Linked DNA regions of Homo sapiens: region 2 is linked to region 1. A link is a loop called in an ENCODE intact Hi-C map of the cell type or tissue named here. Cell type or tissue: lower leg skin. All regions are shown on one strand. Each heading gives the region's core, and the rest is flanking DNA. Links, peaks and the distances in the headings are about the cores only. Region 1 overlaps RB1 (RB transcriptional corepressor 1). Region 2 overlaps RB1 (RB transcriptional corepressor 1).

Region 1 (11,730 bases), core at 2,509-10,508:
TCTCACTTACAAGCAAGAGCTTAAAAAAAAAAAAAAATATTGAACTCATGGAGACAGAGTAGAATGATGATTACCAGAAGCTGTGAAGGGTAGTGGGGATGGGAGGATAAAAGAGGAGTTGGTTAATGGGTACAAAAAGACAGTTAGATAGAAGGAACAAGATCTAGTGTTCTATGGAAACACTATATAGTCACAATACAGTGACTATAGTTAACAATAATTTATTGTATATTTCAAAATAACTAAAAGATTAGAATTGGAATGCTCCTAACACAAATAAATGATAAAAGCTTAAGATGATGGATACTCCAACTACCATGATTTGGTCATTACACATTATATGCTTGTATCAAAACATCACATGTATCCCATAAATATGTACACCTATTATGTCTCCATAATAATTAAAAATAAAAAATTTTAAAGTAAAAAAGGAGAGCAACAGAGATCCGCTCTTTATTACTATAAAGTGTGATTTATGTTAAAACAAGTCTTTATTTACTTATAATTGTGAAAGTAAAATATAGAAAGGTGAAAAAAATGACAAGAAAAATGTTAGTATCCCCCAAAATGCATGCTATCATGAAAGCTGGCAGTTAAAACAGTAACAAACAATTATAAGATTCATAGTATCTATAAGGTTAAATTAAATTAATTAGTTAGCTTCTCCAGGAAAGCTTAATGGGTCTTGGACCAAAGATTTCTTCCATGGTTCCTCATGAAGAAGAAAACACGCTGTAGTAAATAATATTGGCCAAGAGTGAAAACTTTTATGAAGTCAAAGCCTTAAAGAACAAGCAATTCTAAAAGTAGGCAGTACAATTATATATAAGATATATCTGACTATTACATGATGAAAGTACATGATGATGAACTTTAATAGAGTTATCCAATACACACATTAAGTATAAACATTGGGTAGTGAAAAAACAGGGAAAAATCGTTTGATCAAAATTTTTTAGAGAATAGAGAAATAAAGAAAAATCAATGAAACCAGAAAAAAAAACTTTAAATCACCAACATTGAGAAACTTCTAGTTAGACTGACCAAGATAAAAGAGAGAAGGCTCAAATTAACCAAAATCGGGAATGAAATAAAAAAAAATTACTACTAACCTTACAGAAATAAAAAGGATTATAATGGCAATGCCATGAACAATTATTTGCCAATGAACTAGGTAACTTAGATGAGGTAGACAAATTCCTAGAAAAATATAAAGTATAAAAACTGATTCAGAAAGAAACTGACAAACTGAATAAACCTATAACAAGTAAAATGACTGAATTAGTAATTTTGAAACTTTCCACAGAGAAAAGTCCAGGCCCAGATGGCATCACTGATGAATTCTACCAAATATTTAAAGAAGAATTAATATCTATTCTTCACAAACTGCCCCATCAAAACAGAAGAGGAGGGAACACTTCCCAGTCCATTCTGTGAAAGGCCAGTATTATCTTGATACTAAAATCAGACAAAGACAGCACAAGGAAAAAAACTAAAGACCAAAATCTCTTATAAATACACGTATAGAAATCCTCAAAAAAAAAAATTAGCAAACCAAATCTAGCAACATATCAAAAGGATTATACATTGTGACCAAGTGGGACTTATTCCAGAGATGCAATGTTGGTTTAACACCTGAAAATCAACTAATATACTACACCATTTCAATAAAGAACAAGAACTACATTATTATATCAATAGAAGCAGAAAAATCATTTGACAAAATCCAACACCCTTTCATAACAAAACACTCAACACCCTAGAAATAAAAAATTCTTCAACTGATGAAAGGCATCTACAAAAACCCCACAGCTAACATCTACTTAATGGTGAAAAACTGGATGGTCTCCCACTAAGATCCAGGAAGAGACAACAATGTCCTTCTCATCATTCTATTCAACATTCTATTGGAGATTTTAGACAAAGCAATTAGGCAAGAAAAAGAAATAAAAGGTATCCAGATTTTAAAGGAAGAAGTAAAACTATCTCTATTTGCAAATGACATTATTTTACATCTAGAAAATCCTAAGGAATTCACTAAGAAACTATTGAAGCTAATAAATTAGTTCACCAAGTTTTCAGAGTACAAAATCAACATACAAAAACCACCTGTATTTCTATATACAGCTAAGTAATATGGAAACAACCTATGTGTCTGTCAACAGAGAAGTGGATAAACAAAATGTAGTATATATAAACAATGGAATATTATTCAGCCATAAAAAGAAAGGTGATCCTGTCACTTGCCACAACACAGGTGGACATGGAGGCCATTATGCTAAGTGAAATAAGCAGACACAGAAAGAAAATTATTGCATGATCTCATTTATATGTGGAATCTAAAAAATAGGGGGTGTCACCAAAAACAAATGCAACAAAAACAAAACTAAGTAAATGGGACTTAAACTAAAAAGTTTCTGCATAGCAAAATAAATAATCAACAGAGAAAAGAGACAACCCTCAGAATGGGAGAAAATATTTACAAACTATACATCCAACAAAGGATCCAGAATCTACAAGAAACTCAAGAAAATCAGCAAGAAGAAAACAAATAATCCTGTTAAAAAGTGGACAAACTAGATGAATGGATTTTTTTTGTTGCTGTTTTTGCAATGCAGTTTCACTCCTGTCGTCCAGGCTGGAGTGCAATGGCGCAACCTTGGCTCACTGCAACCTCCGCCTCCTGGGTTCATGTCATTCTCCTGCCTCAGTCTCGAGAGTAGCTGGGATTACAGGCGCATGCCACCACGCCCAGCTAATTTTTGTATTTTTAGTAGACACGGAGTTTCACCATGTTAGCCAGGCTGGTCTCGAACTCCTGACCTCAGGTGATCCACCCGCCTTGGCTTCCGAAAGTGCTAGGATTACAGACGTGAGCCACCGCGCCCAGCCAAACGGACATTTTTCAAAAGAAGATACACAAATGGCCAAGAAACATGAAAAATACTCAACATCACCAATCACAAGGGAAATACCAATTAAAACCATAATGAGATACCACCTTATCACAGTCAGAATGAGCATTATTAAAAAGTCAAAAAAAGGTGCGGGGCGGTGGCAGCGGCGCGCGGGGAGGCGGGGCCCGGGCGGAGGGCCCTTGCCCCTCCTCCCCGCGCGGGAGCCGAGGTGGACAGGGAGACCATTATGCTAAGTGAAATAAGCAGACATAGAAAGAAAATTATTGCCTCATTTATATGTGGAATATCAAAAAGGGAGTGTCACCAAAAGCAAATGCAACAAAAACAAAACTAAGTAAATGGGCCAGCCCCAGAGACCCGGGCCCGCCGCCTCCCCCCGGATGCGGGACGCGGGACGCAAGCGCAGGCAGGGTCAGCGCGGTGGGTGGCAGGGGGCCTGGCCGAGTCAAAAGTCTATTTAAAAAGCAGAGAGAGGATGCGTCGGAGTGATAAAGGCCTTATCCTTGGGGCGTTTGGGGACACTGGCTGCAGTTTCACAGTCGACCTAGTTGCAAAGAGAATTTCAAGAGCTCGTTGGTCAGGTCAAGAATAAATCTATGCGTAACGTCGTCCTGATCCTGGGTTTATAGTCGTCGTCCTTTTTAAACTGCAAAGAAGCATTTGCAGACTTTATCTCATGGGCACCACTTGCCACTCTTTTTTTTTTTTTTCTTTTTTGAGACGGAGTCTCGCTCTGTCACCCAGGCTGGAGAGCAGTGGGGCGATCTCAGCTCACTGCAACCTCCACCTTCCGGCTTCAAGCGATTCCCTGGCCTCTGCCTCACGAGTAGCTGGGACTACAGGCTCACACCACCACGCCCGGCTAATTTTTGTATTATTAGTAGAGACGGGGTTTCAGTATGTTGGCCAGGCGGGTCTCAAACTCCTGACCTCGCGATCCGCCCGCCTCGGCCTCTCAAAGTGCTGTGATTACGGGCTTGAGCCACTGCACCCCGCTGCCAACCTTTTGAGTATATGAAGCTGGCAGAGAAATAAAGCGTCGTCCCTCTGCGCGTCCCTCCCCTTCTGCTAGAATGTTTCTCAGGAACGCTACTCCAGGGGTTGCTCCCCAGTCCAAATGGGAGGCCTTTGGCCCACCAGGGAGCTTTAGGTTCCCCGGGTGCTTCTCGGAGGCTGACGAGGGGGTGGAGAGCGTGTCGGTGAGCGCCCGGGTGCAGATGCTCATCAGCACGCTGCAGCGCAGCGGGGTTGCTCGGGGCACCACCGATGAGCGCGCTGCACAGAGGGGCCACAGGGCAGACGCCAAGCCAGCTGCCAAGCCCACCGTGCACAAGGAGCAGCCCGCATTGCCTGCCTGTGGTCTTGTTGCTGACTTTGACCCCATGAGGGAGGAGGAAACTGCAGACTTTGGCCCGTTGGTGCTAGATTCAATGATGATTCCGTGGACCGGGACATTGCGGAAGCCATCCGGGAGTACCTAAAGGCAAAGAGTGGAGCCGCACAGCCCGGGGCTGGCAGGGGCCAGCCAGGCGCAGCCCAGCCTTCCAGGGCTGCAGGCAGTGGCAGTAGATGTAAGCCAGAACTATCTCACGGCAGTGCCCCGACTTCCGTGTGTCCCCCCAAAACTTGTACCTGGCTCAGGTGGTGGCCCTGGCAGCCAGGTGAGATCCAGTGAGGACTAGGGTTCTGCCTTCCCGGTCAGAGCGAGCAGCAACGACTCCTTCGAGCAGAGCATTAAGGCGGAAATAGAACAGCTTCTGAATGAGAAGAGATAGCATGCGACCCAAAAATGTGATGGGGTCAATAGATAAAAAACCAGACCCAAACGAAAATTCGACCAAGTCACTCTTGAAATCCCACGAAGAGCTAGCCGCAAAGGTGGCGCATCGGCAGGGTCTGAAGGGCGCCCATAAAGAGTTCGCCTTTCGCAAACCTCCCCGGTTAGCAAAGACGAACGTGCAGCCCAGAAGCCTCAAGTCCAGGGTCACGACCAAGCAGGAGAACAAGGGCAGCCCGAAGCCAGCAGCCCCCTGCAGCCCTTCAGAAGCACCACAGAATAAAAGCGGGGTCAAGAGGAGCGCTGGCGCCCTGAGAAGGGGAAAGCAAGTCACAAGTGCGGCGCAGGCGCCCGAGGCGTCAGACTCCAGCAGCAACGACGGCACTGAGGAGGCCATCCAGGTGTACTAGCTGCGGCAAACACGCAAGGAGGCCAACGGGGACCTGCCCCAGAGGGCCCAGCGCCGGGAGGAGAGAGGACGCCTGACCCCGCACACAGCACAAGCAGCGCCACAAAAAAGTGCCTTGCGCGAGACCCACAGGAAAACACCCAGCTAGAGGAAGCCAGTGGCCACCAAGGCCACAGACCCTTGCCCGGGGTGCCTAGACGCTGACCATTCCCCACAAGCTCCCGAAGGAAACCAAAGCTCCGCCTCCAGCGAGCCCGGCTTCCAGGAACGAGTTTGTAGAACGGTCCTCGTGCCAGGCAGACACGTCCGCTGAACTGACGCGCGCGGAAGCAATCTTGGGCATTTCCAAGACTACCCTGCCGGCCCCCATGTAAGGCAGCAACAGGTCCCTTTCTGCAAGCCCACGCTTCTACTCCCTGAACGTGCCTTCCCGCTCTGACGGCGACAGTAGCTCCGTGGACAGCGACGACAGCATCGATCAGGAAATCCAGACGTTTTGACCCTCAAGGCATAGTCGGGGAGTTTGCTGGCCAGAGGTGAGAGCTGCTCGCAGGCTGCCCAGGGCCCACTTTCACCGCCTGGCCCCAACAGCCAGACCAGTGGCCCCAAGGCCCCCCTCTCTAAAACACCGGACCCGCTGCTGAGCTGCAAAAGGAAACGTAGAGGCGGCGGCCATGCCATGAGGCCGTCCACGCCCAAGAAAACGCGGGAGGTGGTGAAAGATGGTGGCCAGGATGCCGACCACAGCCAGGCGTGAGCCGTGCCCGGCCATGAGGGGCGGGACCTGCCCGTCCAGGGCAAAGCCAGCGAGGTCCCGGGAGGGGAGGGCGCAGCCAAGGGGCCCGGCGACACTCGCATGACGCAGGGCCAGGGTAAGACAGACGAGGTGAGGCACCTGGACGAGAAGGAGAGCTCCGAAGACAAGAGCAGCTCCCTGGACAGTGACGAGGACCTGGACACGGCCATCAAGGACTTAAGGTCCAAGCGAAAGCTCAAGAAGAGGTGCAGGGAACCCAGGGCTGCGTGCAGGAAGGTCAGGTTCAGCACTGCCCAGATGCACTTCCTGGAGCAGCTGGGCGGGCTCCCGAGAGACTGGAAAGACAGAAGCCCGCCGGTGCTTAATAGCTGACTCTCCAAGTCCAAGAGAGACAGCGGCGAGGGTCCAGGGAACAAACCTCCCAGTGTCTGTGGCAGTATGGCAGAGAAGACGAAGCAGGAGGGCGTCAGGAGCCAGGACACGGCCCCGGCCTTCCGAGTGAGGGGATGCGCCTCTGCCTCCGCCTCTGAAGGGAATCCATTTCCCCAGGGAATGCCAGGGCCCAGCTCCCAGCCCCGGCTCCCTGTCTGACGACAGGAGTTCAGTGGACAGTGACGAGAGCATCGAACTGTAGATTAGTAAGTTTTTGGCGGAAAAGGCCAAGGAGTCTGAGCAGTTCAGAAGTTCAGGCAGAGGGCCCTGCTGCTCTCGGGAAATGGGGCTCATTCAGGCCAGAGTTGCTGTGCAGGAAGGAGCGGGCCCCACCGCCTGGCGTGTGCACGCGGAGTCAGTGGGCCAGGGGGGTCCCACAGCCGGCAGAAGGGCCATGAGGTGCAGAGAGCGCTGGAGCACAGGGCACAGCCGACCTGTTCAGCCAGGGCAGGAAGGGGCTCCCCGCTGCTCCCGCCCAAGGGGATCCGGCACCGCCCAGGAGCACCAGTGGCAGTGTCTCCGCCAAGGGGCTCTCAGCGAGCAGGAGAAATGTTTACATTCAGAAAGACCAGCGCTCACGAGGGGCCGAGCATGCTGCCAGAAGTGCTTTTATTCAGCTGCCCAGCAGTGCCACAGCGGGCACCGAGGCCGGAGGTGCTGGGGGGAGCTTTCACATGGGCTGCGGGAGCCGGGGCTTCCTGACCCCTAGCCAGGAAGCTGAAAGGGACTCTGGAGCCCAGGCTGACCACACCCTGCCCTCGAGCGACTTCACCCACCGGAACCCGTGCGCGCTGCGCTCGGAAAGTAGAGATGCGGAGTGGAGGCGGGGCGTCGGGAGCGGGAAAGACAAGGGGTCCGAGGGCCCCGCCTGGGGCCTGCCCAGCCTACCCCTTGTGGGCTTCTCCCCGCGCTGTCCACCCAGCTCTTCCATTTTGGAAAGGGTGTCTCCCAGGGGGGCAGGCAGGCCAGCCTCTTCAGCCCGACATGGGGCTGCCTCCACAGGGCCCGTCCTTCTCTGCCTTCAGGGAGGCCCAGGCCGGGCCCAGCCCTGTCTTTGGAAGCCCACACTTGCTGGCGAAGAAGGACGGCGGGCCCTGGCCAAGCAGCAAGGCACAGACAGGGCGGAGTTTGCCCGACAGGAGGAACTCGGGCTCGGAGGAAAGCATTTTAGACCTGAGGTATTGACGAAGGGTCATCGATAGGGACGACCAGGACCAGGGCACCTTGGGCGGGCACGCCTTGGTTAGTGACGCCAGTGACTTCAGCGACACTCCGCGCACGGAGGACAGTGGCGGCAGCTCAGCAGTGAAGGTCTAAGCCCTCGAGTTGTGGGTTTGCGTCCCGGTTTGCGTGCATTTGTGGAAAGGAGCGTATCTGTGCGTGTATCCGTGTGTGTGTGTGTGTGTGTGTGTGTGTGTGTGTGTGTGTGTGTGTGTGTGTGTGTGTGTGTGTGATGGTTCTGTGGTTGCAGGGAGGAGAAACAGGAGTCGGTTATACATAGCCCTGTATAGACGTACACCAACATGAAACAATGCTTTTATTTAACAGATGTGTCCTGGTAAATATGATTTCTGTAGCTTTCTGTAAATTATTTAAAGTGATGTAAAAAATATTTTTAGAAAATACTGTTGTTCAATTTTGTAGGGTGTTCCTAATTGCAATTTCCTGTGTTCTGCATACAAGTCTTAGATTAGAAAACATTTGGTTCTTATCATCGCAGCCAAGTTCACAGAGACTCTGATGTTTTTTGGTTGATTGCTGGTGAGAATGTCCGTCGGTGGCTGCAGTGGTAGCCTGAGGAAGGCAGAGCTGCCCTCCCCGGGAATCGCTCAGATGCCCCAAAGTGTCCGTCGGGAAGCTCGCAGGACAGCACTTTTTATACAGAGGACACCCCCGCCCCCCACCGCCCCCCTGGTCCTTGGAGGCCAGAGCACATTTGAAAACTGCAGTCACAGCTGTCCGCTGGAAAAAACGATTTAAAGCACAATGGCCAGCAAGCACGTGAGAGCTCCCTGTTGCATGTGAAATCCCCGCGGATGTCAGCGGCTGCTCTGCAGCTCAGCCCTGGGCCTGGGTGGATTCATGTCCAATCTTTCTGAATCACTAGATGATTCTAACATCTAAATAAACCCCTTTTTATATGGAAAATAAAGTAAAAAAACAATAGATGTTGGCGAGGATGCAGTGAAAAGGGAATGCTTATACACTGTTGGTGGAAATGTAAATTAGCACAACCTCTATGGAAAACAGTGTGAGGATTTCTCAAAGAACTAGAAGCAGATCAACCATTCGATCCAGCAATCCCACTACTGGGTATCTACCCAAAATAAAAGAAGTCATAATATCAAAAAGAAACCTGCACTTGTTTATTGCAGCACAATTCACAACTGCAAAAGTATGGAATCAACTGAAGTGCCCATCAGCCGATTAGTGGATAAAGAAAGTGTGGTATATAGCTCAACAAACTAGGCATTGAAGGAACATACTTCAAAATAATAAGAGCCATCTATGACAAATCCACAGCCAACATCATACTTAAGAGGCAAAAGTTGAAAGCATTCCCCTTGAAAGGCAGAACAAAATAAGGATGCTCTCTCTCACCACTCCTATTCAACATGGTATTGGAAGTCCTAGCCACAGCAATCAGACAAGAGAAGGAAATAAAGAGCATCGGAATAAGAAAAAAGGAAGTCAAACTATTCCTGTTTGCAGATGATGATTTTACACCTAGAAAATCCCATAGTCTCTGATCAAAAGTTCCTTCAGCTGATAAGCAAAGTTTCAGGATATAAAATCAATGTACAAAAATCACTAGCATTCCTGTGTACCAATACCCAAGCTGAGAGCCAAATCAAGAATGCAACCCACTCACAATAGCCACAATAAAGAATAAAATATCTAGGAATACAGCTAACTAGGGAGGTGAAAGCTCTCTACAAGAATTACAAAACACAGCTCAAATAAATCAGAGATGACACGAACAAATGGAAAAACATTCCATGCTCATGGATAAGAAGAATCAATATCATTAAAATGGCCACACTGCCCAAAGCAATTTACAGGTTCAATGCTGTTTCTATCAGACTACCAATGACATTATTCACAGAGTTAGGAAAAAGAAAAAAAAAATCTATTTTAAAATTCATATGGAACTGAAAAAGAGCCCGAATAGTCAAGGCAACCCTACACAAAAAGACCAAAGCTAGAGGCATCACATTACCCAATTTCATCCTTTGAAAAGATGTAGTTCAAAGGATACGAAGTAGCAAATACATAGGATGAACAAGTCCAGAGATCTAATATACAACATGAGGACTATAATAAATAAAATGGTACTGTATTAGAGATTTTTGTTAAATACATAGATTTTAGCTGCTTTTTCTTTTTTTTTTTGCCCAGGCTGGAGTGCAGTGGCACGACTTCGGCTCACTGCAACCTCCGCCTCCCGGGTTCAAGCGATTCTCCTGCCTCAGCCTCCAGAGTAGCTGGGACTACAGGCGCATGCCACCACACCCAGCTAATTTTTTGTATTTTTAGTAGAGACAGGGTTTCACCATGTTGGCCAGGCTGGTCTCAAATTCCTGACCTCAAGTGATCCACCCACCTCGGCCTCCCAAAGTGCTAAGATTACAGGCGTGAGCCTCCGTGCCCAACTGATTTTAGCTGCTCTTATCCAAAAAAAATAGATTTTATTTCTATCCACCTACAATGAATAAGCCAAAAAGGAAAGAAAACAATTCCATTTATAATAATATCACCAAGAATAAATATTTAGTAAGATTTATACTCTGAAAACTGAAAACACTGGTGAAAGAAAGACTTAAACGAAAAGACATTCCATATGCATGCATCTGAAGACTTCATGTTGTTAAGAATGCAATATTCCGCAAATTGATCTAGATCCAACATAATCCCTATCAAAATCCCAGCTGCCTTTTTTTAAAACAGAAATTGACAAATTGATCCTAAAAATTCACATGGAAATTCAAGTACCAAGAGTAACAAAAGTAATCTTGAAAAAGAAAACCAAAGTTGTCGAACTCACACTTCCCTATTTCAAAACATACTACAAAGCTATAAAACATACTACAAAACAGTATGGTACTATCATAAGAATAAACATACGGCCAGGCGCGGTGGCTCACGCCTGTAATCCCAGCACTTTGGGAGGCCGAGGTGGGCGATCACGAGGTCAGGAGATCGAGACCATCCTGGCTAACACAGTGAAACCCCGTCTCTACTAAAAATACAGAAAAATTAGCCGGGCGTGGTGGCAGGCACCTGTAGTCCCAGCTCTTTGGGAGGCTGAGGCAGGAGAATGGCATGAACCCGGGAGGCGGAGCTTGCAGGAAGCCGAGATTGTGCCACCGCACTCCAGCCTGGGCGACAGAGCGAGACTCCGTCTCAAAAAAAAAAAAAAAAAAAAAGAATAAACATACAGAGCAATGGAATAGAACTGAGACTCCAGAAATAAACCCTGGTTTTTATAGTCAACTGATTTTCATCAAGGGCACCAAAACAATTCAATGAAGAAAGAATAGTCTTTTCCATAAGTGGTGCAGAGACAACTGGATATCCACATTCAAAAGACTGGAGTTAGACCTCTTCCTCACATCATACACAAAAATTAACTCAAAAAAAAAAAACAAAAAAAAACCCAAGACTGACAAGAACTAAAAACCATATGACTTTTAGAAGAAAGCACAGAATAAGTCTTCATGACCTTGGGTTAGTCAAGGCCTTCTTAGATACAACATCAAAAGCCCAAGCAACCAAAAAAAAAACCACCACCAAAAAAAAAATAGAAAACTGGACTTCATCAAAATTAAAATCCTACGCTGCAAATGACATCATCAAGAAAGTGAAAAGGCAACTCACAGAATGGGGGGAAAAGTCTGCAAATAATATATCTTATAAGAGATATGCATAAAGGAGAAGCTTTAACTGCATCTTAAAAACAGAATTTAGGCTAAAAGAAAAAAGAAGGGTATTCCAAAAAAAGGGGAGATCGCATGAATATGAATACTATCATATTCATATGGAAGATATTCATATGGAAGATTCATATGGAAGGGAAGAGAACACAGGCATTGGGGGCCAACAATGGAAATAAAAAATAAGACTGGAAGGAAGGTTAAAGCACAGACCATGAAGAACTACAAATACTGAGAAAGTTTGGACTTTACTTCTTCATAATGGTGGTGGGAGCATGGGAGGGTGTTACAATGGAGGCTACTGAGAGTGGGTTGTAACAATGAAAAATAAATTTTAAAGCAAAAGGGGCAAACTGTACACCAGTCTTTTCTAAAAATCAGGCACAGGATGGATTGGATGGAGAAAAGAAGAGACTAGTCAGAAAGAGGCACTAAAACATGCATAAAAAATGCTCAAGTCAATGACATAAGCTTCCACCTTCTGAAATTAAAAAAATAAA
Region 2 (11,730 bases), core at 1,332-9,331, 76 kb before region 1:
TACATAAGCATTTAACACAGAATACCTGCATTGATTTATAAGTTATCTCAGTTTCTTTAGATTTTCTTATTGTTGTCCTTTTTAACATATGAGGACCCACATGAAAACCCATTTAATGCCTTATTAATCCTTAACAATGATGAAGAAAGTTATTTTATTACATTGAGCTTATATTCCTAGATCTTTAAGCAATCATCTAATTACATTTCATATGTAGCATATCCTTGCTACATTTCAGTGGATGATTATTCATATGAGTTAAATTACTATCTTTTTTTGTTTGTATTCTTTCTGCTTATCTATCTTAAAATTTTTGTAGATTATTAGTTCACTAGCAGAAAAATAATGTCACTATAAAATATTTATTCCTAAGATATTGCCTTCTTTTATTTTCCCTTCTTTGTCGTTACATTTTTGCATTCGTATAGAAGATGACTTTAGGCATACCTGGAATCTTTTACTAAAAACAGAGAAAGAGTAAAACAACAACAAAAACCTCAGGTCCAATGTTTCAGTCTACGAAAACAATCTAGATGTCTATTTCACCTCATTGTCACCCCTTCCCTTGAAAGTTGATCCAAATACCTAATTTCAACCTAAATTATTGTGGATTCTGAAAACACTTATAGTAAATTCTCATTTCTAGGAGTTGCATGAATGAAACATATATGCATACTAGCATTTACTTTTATAATATAGTTTGCTCATTTTTGTAAAGTCTTCTTTTAATCCTTCTTCCTGAGGAATAAGCCAGACCAATAGTCACAGTGCACTGCACAAAGGAGCTAGTCAACAAATGTTACTTTTCCCTTTCTTGTTACTTATTAGCTCCTAGGCAAAACACTTCCCTTGTTACTCAGGATAAAAAATACACATACATATTATGCTTTCACTTAGAATAAAATTAACTTACTATTTGTATTGCTCCCTTTATACTGTCCCATATGCCTGACTATATATTATAGAGGTAGTAAAAACAGCATGAATGATTTCACAGAAATAATGTAGTACAGTGACAGAGACCTTTACTAGAAACCAGTATGGAATTTGGAATCAAACCAATATGAGTTCAAATGCCAACTGGGTGACCTCAGACAAATTACTTAAAGAGAGCTGATGATCTGTTCTAGGGAAGTGTAATGAAGTATATTAAAATAATAATATAATAAATATGAGAGACAGCTTTAAAAAAAAATTACAGGACTCTATCAAACTATTGAGAAAGAAAAGGAGAAAGTGCTCAGTATTTAAGCCCAGATGATTTGAAAAGTAATGGAAAAATAGACATAGTGGGAAGCAAAGTTGCATTTAGAACAAGCTAAATAATTTCAGTTTTGAATAATGAAGTCAAGTCTCCTAAATCACTTGAGAAACTAGTATTTAGCTGTGGAAGTCAAGGGCAAAGCTATATTAGGAATATATTGGGTCAGAGTGAGAAAGGTTAAAGCTTTAGCTATGTTTTCAGAATTGAATTTTTTAAAATTAAAATAAAATGTTTCCTCTTTCTGGCAAAGAAAAGTAAATACATGGTTATTTTAGGTAATTCATGAGAAGCTTTTAAAAATATAGCATAATTGCTTTATCATTATATTAGCATGGCTGTTGTGTAAAAGTATATATGGCATCATACTGCTTCATTGTCCTGGCCCATGCTTTTAAAAAGTGTTAAATGTGGCTTAATCGTTATCTTACAATTCACTTGCCTTCCTGAGTTGTAGCTCTCAGCAAAATATAACTTAAAACAAATAATGTCCAATGGTAAATACTTAAAATACTTCTGCAAAGTACACCAAAGGTTAATGACCCACCATACAAACATACAACAGATATCCTTTTTGGTTTTTTCAGAGCCACAGACTGTTCTCCCTTTTGTGTTTGCTTCCCATCAATTTTGACATTTCAAAAGAATACCAAAAAAGCTTAAAATTTTGTTTATAAGTTTGTCAATGAATCAGGACTCTAAAACTATGGGCTATTCATTACAAATTATACTCATACATAAAATGACCCTCGATTTAAATTTGAAAAGATAATTTGAAAGATATATTTTAAATATTTTCTGTTTTTTTATTATACTTTAAGTTCTAGGATACATGTGCAGAATGTGCAGGTTTGTTACATAGGTATACGCGTGCCATGGTGGTTTGCTGCACCTATCAACCCATCATCTACATTAGGTATTTTTCCTAATGCTATCCCTCCCTTAGACCCGCACCCCCTGACAGGCCCCGGTGTGTGATGTTCCCCTCCATGTGTCCATGTGTTCTCACTGTTCAGTTTTAACTTATAAGTGAAAACATGTGTTGTTTGGTTTTCTCTTCCTGGTTAGTTTGCTGAGAATGATGGTTTCCAGCTTCATCCATGTCCCTGCAAAGGACACGAACTCATCCTTTTTTATGGCTGCATAGTGTTCCATGGTGTATATGTGCCACATTTTCTTTATCCAGTCTACCACTGATGGGCATTTGGGTTGGTTTCAAGTCTTTGCTATTGTGAATAGTGCTGCAATAAACATATGTGTGCATGTTCTTTTTAGTAGAATGATTTATAATCCTTTGGGTATATGCTCAGTAATGGGATTACTGGGTCAAATATTATTTCTGGCTCTAGATCCTTGAGGAATCGCCACACTGTCTTCCACAATGGTTGAACTAATTTACACTGCCACCAACAGTATAAAACCATTCCTATTACTCCACAGCCTCTCCAGCATCTGTTGTTTCCTGACTTTTTAATGATCACCATTCTAACTGGCATGAGATGGTATCTCACTGTGGTTTTGATTTGCATTTCTCTAATGACCAGTGGTGATGAGCTTTTTTTCATATGTTTGTTGGCCACATAAATATCTTCTTTTGAGAAGTGTCTGTTCATATCCTTCACCCACTTTTTGATAGGGTTGTTTGTTTTCCTGTAAATTTGTTTAAGTTCCTTGTAGATTCTGGACTTTAGCCCTTTGTCAGATGGATACATTGCAAAAATTTTCTCCCATTCTGTAGGTTGCCTGTTCACTCTGAAGATAGTTTCTTTTGCTGTGCAGAAGCTCTTTAGTTTAATTAGATCCCATTCGTCAATTTTGGCTTTTGTTGCCATTGCTTTTGGTGTTTTGGTCATGAAGTCTTTGCCCATGCCTATGTCCTGAATGGTATTGCCTAGGTTTTCTTCTAGGGTTTTTATGGTTTTAGGTGTTATGTTTAAGTCTTTAATCCATTTTGAGTTAATTTTTGTATAAGGTGTAAGGAAGGGGTCCAGTTTCAGTTTTCTGCATATGGCTAGTCAGTTTTCCCAATATCATTTATTAAATAGGGAATCCTTTCCCCATTGGTTGTTTTTGTCAAGTTTGTCAAAAATCAGATGGTTGTAGATGTGTGGCATTATTTCTGAGGTCTCTGTTCTGTTCCGTTGGTTTATTTATCTTTTTTGGTACCAGTACCATGCTGTTTTGATTATTGTGGCCTTGTAGTATAGTTTGAAGTCAAGTAGCGTGATGCCTCCAGCTTTGTTCTTTTTGCTTAAGATTGTCTCGGCTATATGGGCTCTTTTTAGGTTCTATATAAAATTTAAAGTAGTTTTTTCTAATTCTGTGAAGAAAGCCAAAGGTAGCTTGATGGGGATAGCATTGAATCTATAAATTACTGTGGGCAGTATGGCCATTTTCACGCTATAATTTTTCCCATCCATGAGCATGGAATGTTTTGCCATTTGTTTGTGCCCTCTCTTATTTCCTTGAGCAGTGGCTGCTCTTAATATTTTTTCCTTCATTTCAACCTTGGTGAATCTGACGATTATATGTCCTGGGGTTCCTCTTCTTGAGGAGTATCTTTGTGGTGTTCCCTGTATTTCCTGAATTTGAATGTTGGCCTGTTTTGTTGGGTTGGGGATGTTCTCTTGGATAATATCCTGTAGAGTGTTTTCTAACTTGGTTCCACTCTCCCTGTCACTTTCAGGTACACCAATCAAACATAGGTTTGGTCTTTTCACATAGTCCCCTATTTCTTGGAGGCTTTGTTCATTCCTTTTCATTCTTTTTTCTCTAATCTTGTCATCACGCTTTATTTCATTAAGCTGATCTTCAATCTCTGATATCCTTTTTTTCTGCTTGATCGATTCAGCTATTGGTACTTGTGTATGCTTCACAAAGTCCTCGTGTTGTGTTTTTTCAGTTCCGTCAGGTCATTTATGTTCTTCTCTAAACTGGTTATTCTAGTTAGCAATTCCTCTAACCTTTTTTCAAAGTTCTTAGCTTCCTTGCATTGGGTTAGAACATGGTCCTTTAGCTCGGAGGAGTTTGTTATTACCCACCTTCTGAAGCCTACTTCTGTCAATTCGTCAAACTCCCCTTGCTGGGGAGGAGTTGTCATTCTTTGGAAGAGAAAAGGCGCTCTGGTTTTTGGAATTTTCAGCCTTTTTGTGCTGGTTTTTCCTCATCTTCATGGATTTATCTACCTTTGGTCTTTGATGTTGATGACCTTCAAATGGGGTTTCTGTGTGGACGTCCTTTTTGTTGATGTTGATGCTATTCATTTCTGTTTGTTAGTTCTCCTTCTAACAGTCAGGCCCCTCTGCTGCAGGTGTGCTGGAGTTTGCTGGAGGTCCACTCCAGACCCTGTTTGCCTGGTATCACCAGTGGAGGTTGCAGAAGAGCAAAGATTGCTGCCTGTTCCTTCCTCTGGAAGCTTCGTCCCAGAGGGGTACCCACCAGATGGCAGCTGGAACTCTCCTGTATGAGGTGTCTGTTGATTCCTGCCAGGAGGTGTTTCCCAGTCAGGAGGCACAGGGGTCAGGGACCCACTTGAGGAGACAGTCTGTCCCTTAGCAGAGCTTGAGCACTGTGCTGGGAGATCTGCTGCTCTCTTCAGAGCCAGCAGGCAGGAATGTTTAAGTCTGCTGAAGATGTGTCCACAGCTGCGCCTTCCCCCACGTGCTCTGTCCCAGGTAGATGGGAGTTTTATCTATAGGCCCCTGACTGGGGCTGCTGCCTTTCTTTCAGAGATGCCCTGCCCAGAGAGGAGGAATCTAGAAAGGCAGTCTGGCTACAGCGGATTTAGGGAGCTGTGGTAGGCTCTGCCCAGTTTGAACTTCCTGGTGGCTTTGTTTACACTGTGAGGGGAAAACTCAAGCCTCAGTAATGGGGAATGCCCCTCCCCCTACCTAGCTCTACCATCCCAGGTCGACCTCAGACTGCTGTGATGGCAGCGAGAATTTCAAGCCAGTGGATCTTAGCTTGCTTGGCTCCATGGGGGTGGGATCCGCTGAGGTAGACCACTTGGCTCCCTGGCTTCAGCCCCCTTTCCGGGGGAGTGAATGGTTCTAACTCGCTGTCATTCCAGGCACCACTGGAGTACGAAAGAAAACTCCTACAGCTAGCTCGGTATCTGCCCAAACAGCTGCCCAGTTTTGTGCTTGAAACCCAGGGCCCTGGTGGTGTAGGCACCCGAGGGAATCTCCTGGTCTGTGGGTTGCGAAGACTGTGGGAAAAGCATAGTATCTGGGCTGGAATGCAATGTTCCTCATGACACAGTCTGTCACAGCTTCCCTTGGCTAGGGGAGGGAGTTCCCCAACCCCTTGTGCTTCCCGGGTGAGGTGATGCCCCATCCTGCTTCAGCTTGCCCTCCGTGGGCTGCATCCACTGTCTAACCAGTCCCAATGAGATGAGCCAGGTACCTCAGTTGGAAATGGAGAAATCACCTGCCTTCTGGGTTGATCTCGCTGGCAGCTGCAGACCAGAGCTGTTCCTATTTGGCTATCTTGCCAGCCCATCCTAAGTATTTTCTTATGTAAAAGTATGTTGGCCAAGTACTTGTGTAACTGAATGAAGAAATTTGCTAATATTTGGTGACCACAGAAAAAGAGTATGACAGAATCCAATTAGTAAGTCAGCTACATTTGACACATTTAAAGGAGACTCAATGTTTATGTGACGTACCAAAATTTAATACAAAAAAATAGTTAATAACTAGTACTTCTATGTTCTCCATATAGTAAGCACCCCTCTGAAACAGTATAATGCATCAGTCAGAAGACCTGATGCATTTAACACAAGGAAGCGGAAATGATACCCTAAATATTCTGTAAGTGTACATATTTCATATTTGTAAATACTTCATCAATCACTAAGCCTTACGTTTAGTAACCCTGCCAGCTCTGATGAAGAAACAGGGACCAGATTCGTTTAAACAACCACAAAATTGAACAACATAAATAAAAGAATTCTTTTTACACAATAAACAACAGGCAGTACAGAACAGCAATCCCTGGGAGAAGGAAAACAAATGGTGAGCCTCATTATTGCCACAGCTTACTGCCTGGGGACAGTTTATGGTCCACAGTCCAGAGATGAGAAACTGGAATGCAGCCCAGTGGTCCCCCAGTTGAAGAAACAGAGTTAAGAAATGGGAGATGCCAAGGCAAACTAAAATTAGCAGGACAGAATACTAGAGAGAAGAAAGCTACAAAAAGAGAACTCCAGAGGTCTGCAGAGGGTTAAGCTTGAGTCTTCAGCTGAGTACTGATCAGTGCATGGATGTGATGATACTACTCAAAACCAGGGAAGAACCATGGGAAGGAGTAGAATCCTTCCAGGAGCTGACACAGGGTCAGGAAGAGTTCTGCTTTCAACTAGCCAGAGTGGAAAAACCTTGTCATATATGGGATATTCAGTAGAGTACTCAGAAGAGCAATGCCTGGATAGTGAAGGAAAATCGGCTATTGATTAAAGACTGCTCTGTGTCCAAAAACAAAAACCAGATAAATAAATAAATGAAGCCTTAAAAAAGTCAAATTATTTCCAGATAATTTAATTGTGTTCCAAAACACAGGTCAAAATAGTGAAAGGAATACAAAAATATCCAGGACCCACTAAAGCAAAATTCATGATATCTGGCACCTAACAAAAAAATCACCAAGCAGTCAAAAAAGCAGAAACATACGACTCTTAAAAAAAAGAGAGAGAGAGAGAGAACTATCAGTCAAGAGAAACAGACCTAAAAAGACATAGGTACTAGACTTAGTAACAGGGACATTTAAAAAGTTATAATACCTATATCCCATATGTTCAAGAAGGTAAAGAAAAGCATAAACATAATAAAAATAGATATGGAAGATATAAAAAGGACCCAAATCAAATTTCTAGAAATGAAAACTATAGTAAGACTAAAAATACAATAAATGAGATTAATAGCAGATTAGATACCTCAGAAGAAAAAAATTAATAAACTTGAAGACATAGCTTTAGAAGGTATTCAACATGAAATACAGAAAGAAAAACCTGCAGGAAAAAGATACAGCAAAAAAAGAACAAGGCCAGGCGTGGTGGCTCATGCTTGTAATCCCAGCACTTTGGGAAGCCAAGGTGGGTGGGTCACCTGAGATCAGGAGTTCGAGACCAGCCTGGCCAGCATGGTGAAACCCCATCTTTACTAAAAATACAAAAATTAGCCGGGCATGGTGGCATGTGCCTTTAGTCCCAGTCACTCAGGAGGCTGAGGCAGAAGAATCGCTTGAACCTGGGAGGCAGAGGTTGCAGTGAGCTGGGATCATGCCACTGCACTCCAGCCTGGGCAAAAGAGCGAGGCTTCATCTCAAAAAAAAGAAAAAAAGAAACAAGGCAAACCAGAAGACAGTGGAGCAATATTTTTAAAGCACTCAAAGAAAAAACAAAAAGACTGTCAACCTAGAATTCAATACCCAGCAAAAGACCTTTTAAAAATAAAGGTAAAATGTTTTTTTCCAGACATAAAAGCTGGAAGAATTCATCACTAGTAGACATGCACACAAGAAATGTTTTTTGTTGGCTGGGTGCGGTGGCTCATGCCAGTAATCCCAGCCCTTTGGGAGGAGGCCGAGGCAGGCAAATCACGAGGTCAGGAGTTCGAGACCAGCCTGATCAACATGGTGAAACCCTTTCTCTACTAAAAATATAAAAATTAGCTAGGCATGGTGGCGTGTGCCTGTAATCCCAGCTACTCAGGAGGCTGAGGCAGGAGAATCGCTTGAACCCAGGAGGTGGAGGTTGCAGTGAGCCAAGATCGCGCCACTGCACTCCAGCCTGGGTGACAGAGAGAGACTCCATCTCAAAAAGAAAAAAAAAATAGAAATGCTTTTTGTTTGTTTTATAAGAATAGAGACAGAGTTTTGCTTTGTTGCCTAGGCTGGTTTTGAACTCCTGGCTTCAAGAGATCCTCCCGCCTCAGCCCCACTAAGTGTTGGGATTACGGGTATGAGCCACTGCCCCTGGCCAAAAAAAGTTTTACAGTCAGAAGGAAAACAAAAGGAATCTGGATCTACACAAGGAATGAAGAGTACTGGAAAGGTAAATATGTAATCAAATAAAAACATCTTTTTTCTCTTGTTTTGAATTCTCTTTAAGAGATAATTGGTTTAAAACAAAAGTTATGAGTGTATTGTAGAGCTTATAACTTCTGTCGAAGCAAAATGTATGACAACAACAGCCCAAAGGTTGGAAAAGGGAAAATGGAAATATACTATTCTAAGATTCTTATACTGTATGTGAAGTAGTGTAATACTATTTAAAGAAAGACTATTAAAGATTAAAGATTCATATTATAAATCAAAAAACAATTACAAAATAAAGAAGTATAGACAGTAAGCCTACAAAGAAGATAAAACAGAATTTTAAAAATTCAATCCAAAAGAAGGCAGAAAAAGAGGAAAGGGAGGAAAAGGGAGATGAGACAAATAGAAAATGAATAATAAGATGGAGAATTTAAACCCAACCATATCAATAGTCACATTAAATTTAAATCTAAACATCCCAATTAAAAGGCAGATACTGTTAGGCAAGATTTAAGAAAGCAACACCCAACAATATGCTGCCTATAAGAAAATCACTTCTTTAAGAATAAAGACACGTATAAGTTAAATAAAGAATGGGGAAAATATGCCATGTTGATATTAATGGGAAGAAAGCTGGAATGGCTTCACTAGTATCAGGCACAAGTAGTTTTCAGAGCAAACAATATTACGAGGGATAAAGAGAGGGTCATTTTATAATGATTAAAGAGGTAAATTCATCAAAGGACATTACAAATCTAATGCTTTATGCACCTAAATTCTATATGTTAGACATTAGATTAGGTATTGAGAGAGAGATTAGTTTTTTTTTAAGTGAGCCAGGAGTTTTGCTTTCAGGACCTCTCTAGCCCTCTGCCCCATTTAGTCCCACTTGTCTCCTGGTTACTCCCCTCAAGCACTGAAGACATTAGTCTTTATTTCAGTCACATTCCTCCTTGCTACATGTCCTGGACTCTTGCTCACTGTACTTTCTGGCTCCTTGGCCAGGATCCTCATGCACTCCCAAGATCATTTCTTAAAATACAGTAAACTACCCAGAAATGTTCTGTCTCCAGAAATTCTAAGGTGAAACAACTCTTTGACTACAACCTCCTACACTTTCATTCTCATTGTTACTCCCACTACACCTATTAAACTTCATTAAATTCATTACGTTCAACTTCATTATTTAATGAATGAATTATTTAATGAAATATCCTGTTACTTTTTGTTTGTTTGTTTTGGGGTTGTTTGCTTGTTTTGTTTGTTTTTGAGGCAGGATCTCATTCTACCACCCAGGCTGGTGTGCTGTGGTGCAATCACAGCTCACTGCAGCCTTAACATCCCAGGCTCAGGCAATTCTCCCAGTTCAGCCTCCCAAGAACCACAGGTGTGTGCCACCACACCTGGCTAATTTTAAAAATTATCTGTAGAGACAGGGTCTCCCTATGTTGCCAAGGCTGGTCTTGAACTCGGGCTCAAGCAATCCTCTCACCTTGGCTTCCCAAAGTGCTGGGATTACAGGTGTGAGACACTGCACCCTGCCAAATATCCTGTTTCTTAAAACCTCTACTTTCACTATGAATCTCCTATCTTCTCTCTGCAGGTGAAAACTCCAAAGCTTAACATTCTAACCACTCTAGGGAGGGAGGATGGGAGGAAGAGAGCTGAGTGTGCACCAAGGAGCGGTAAGATGCCAGACCTGTGAGTGAAGAAGCATCTTGGAAGTGGACCCTATAGCTCCAGGCACCTGCTGACACATAGTCGGAGACAAACCACCCAGTCAAGTTCAACCCAAATTCCTGACCCAAAAAATCATAAGCAAAATAAAATATTTGTTTAAAGCCACTAATTTGTTATCCAGCAATAGAGAACACTTCTAATGGCTCTTTTCCATCAATATTTAAACCCTACCTTTCTGATTTAAAAAATATGTTTATATTCCCTCTACTTCACATACATCAAGCTGTATCTTTACTTCTGTTATATCTTTATTTCTCTTCACAGGCAAAACTTTTGATAAAAGCCATCTATTTGACTGTGTCCACTTTATCTCTCATTCAGATCTCATCCTATCCCCACCCCTTCATTTAACAGTCCTTGTCACTGTCACCAGTGACTTCATTGTTGCTAAAACTTTTCAGCTCCTATCTGAAAAGTCTGAGTGAGCAAGCACTCACTCAGACTTTGTAATGTTCTCTCTCTCCTTTTCCTTTTTTTCAGTTTTTAATTTAATTTAATTTTATTTTATTTTATTTTTGAGACAGAGTCTTGCTCTGTCACTGAGGCTGGAGTGCAGTGGCACAATCTTGGCTCACTCAACCTCCGCCTCCCGGGCTCAAGCGATTCTCATGCCTCAGCCTCCCGAGTAGCTAGAATTACAGGCATTCACCACCAGGCCCAGCTAATTTTTGTATTTTTAGTAGAGACAGGGTTTTGTCATGTTGGTCAGGCTAGTCTCGAACTCCTGGCCTCAAGTGATCCACCTGCCTCAGCCTCCCAAAGTGCTGGGATTACAGGCGGGAGCCATTGCACCTGGTCGGTCTCTCTATGATACCACTTCTCCTGATTTTCTTCTTATCTTCCTGGCTGTTCTATTTCAATCTCTTTTGTAGGCACAGGCTTCTCTTTTCTGTCCATCCTTTAAATGTTAGAGCTCCTTAGAATTCTATCTTTAGCCTCCTTCTCTTCTCATACTATATTCTCCCCTTAAGTGATCTTATCCCTTCTCCAAACTTCAGTTACTCAGCAAAGCATAAGGATTAATAGCTTTGGAGCCAGAAAGACCTGGGTTCAAATCACAGATCTTGCCATTTTGCTTGTGTGGTCTAGGGCAAGTTATTAAACTTTTCTAAGCATTCATTTCCTGATCTAGGGTAAACTACCTCATGGATTATGATGAAAATTAAATTTAAGAAGTGCTCACCAAAGTGCCTGGCACAAGATAAACTGTCAAAAAAGGGTGGCATTTTTTATGGTCCATAATCTTAGCCTAGATTTCTTTCCTAAGTTCCAGACACACATATCCAACTGCTACTTGACACCTCTATTGAAATGACCTATAATTACTTAAAACTCATCAAATGAAATTCATCTTCCCAAGCAAACCTCATTCAATCCTAGGTATCTTATTTTAATGAATGACACTACTATCCACTTAAGTTATACAAGCCAGAAACCTGCATGTCATCATAAGTTGACTCCTCTCTGTTCTTTACCCTTATGTAATTAACTGCTACATTTTATAATACAATGTCAGATATTGTTTTAAGTACTTTACATGAATTTAACATGAGATATGCACATATAGTAAAACAAAGTTTATAAATGACTAGTTAAGTATATAGATAATAAACAATTTAAGACTAAATGAGGGAAGAATGACTATAGACTAGGATGATCAGGAAAGGCAAAATGGACCTTAAAATCTGGTCAAG

Evidence for each region. A loop is a pair of places that touch in the nucleus more often than their neighbours do. Peaks named below come from ENCODE experiments on the same cell type or tissue, not always from the same donor. Only the 100,000 strongest peaks of a DNase experiment are listed, where the experiment ranks them.
Region 2: a loop joins it to region 1, with 3.0 times the contacts of the local background. A loop is called at or near these places in 2 of 110 quality-filtered maps.

What each region holds. Positions count from the first base shown.
Region 1 is chr13:48,312,739-48,324,468 of GRCh38, reverse strand. All of the region lies in intron 2 of RB1 (RB transcriptional corepressor 1), which reads right to left. It also overlaps the pseudogene PPP1R26P1. Among named protein-coding and RNA genes, the nearest start is that of RB1, 15 kb to the right of the region's middle. In lower leg skin, for the core only: no CTCF peak of the experiment used is centred there; DNase peaks (open chromatin) are centred at 3,147 and 6,241; H3K4me3 peaks cover 355 bases.
Region 2 is chr13:48,387,982-48,399,711 of GRCh38, reverse strand. All of the region lies in intron 17 of RB1 (RB transcriptional corepressor 1), which reads right to left. It also overlaps a transcript of LPAR6 not described here. Among named protein-coding and RNA genes, the nearest start is that of LPAR6, 19 kb to the left of the region's middle. In lower leg skin, for the core only: no CTCF peak of the experiment used is centred there; no DNase peak of the experiment used is centred there.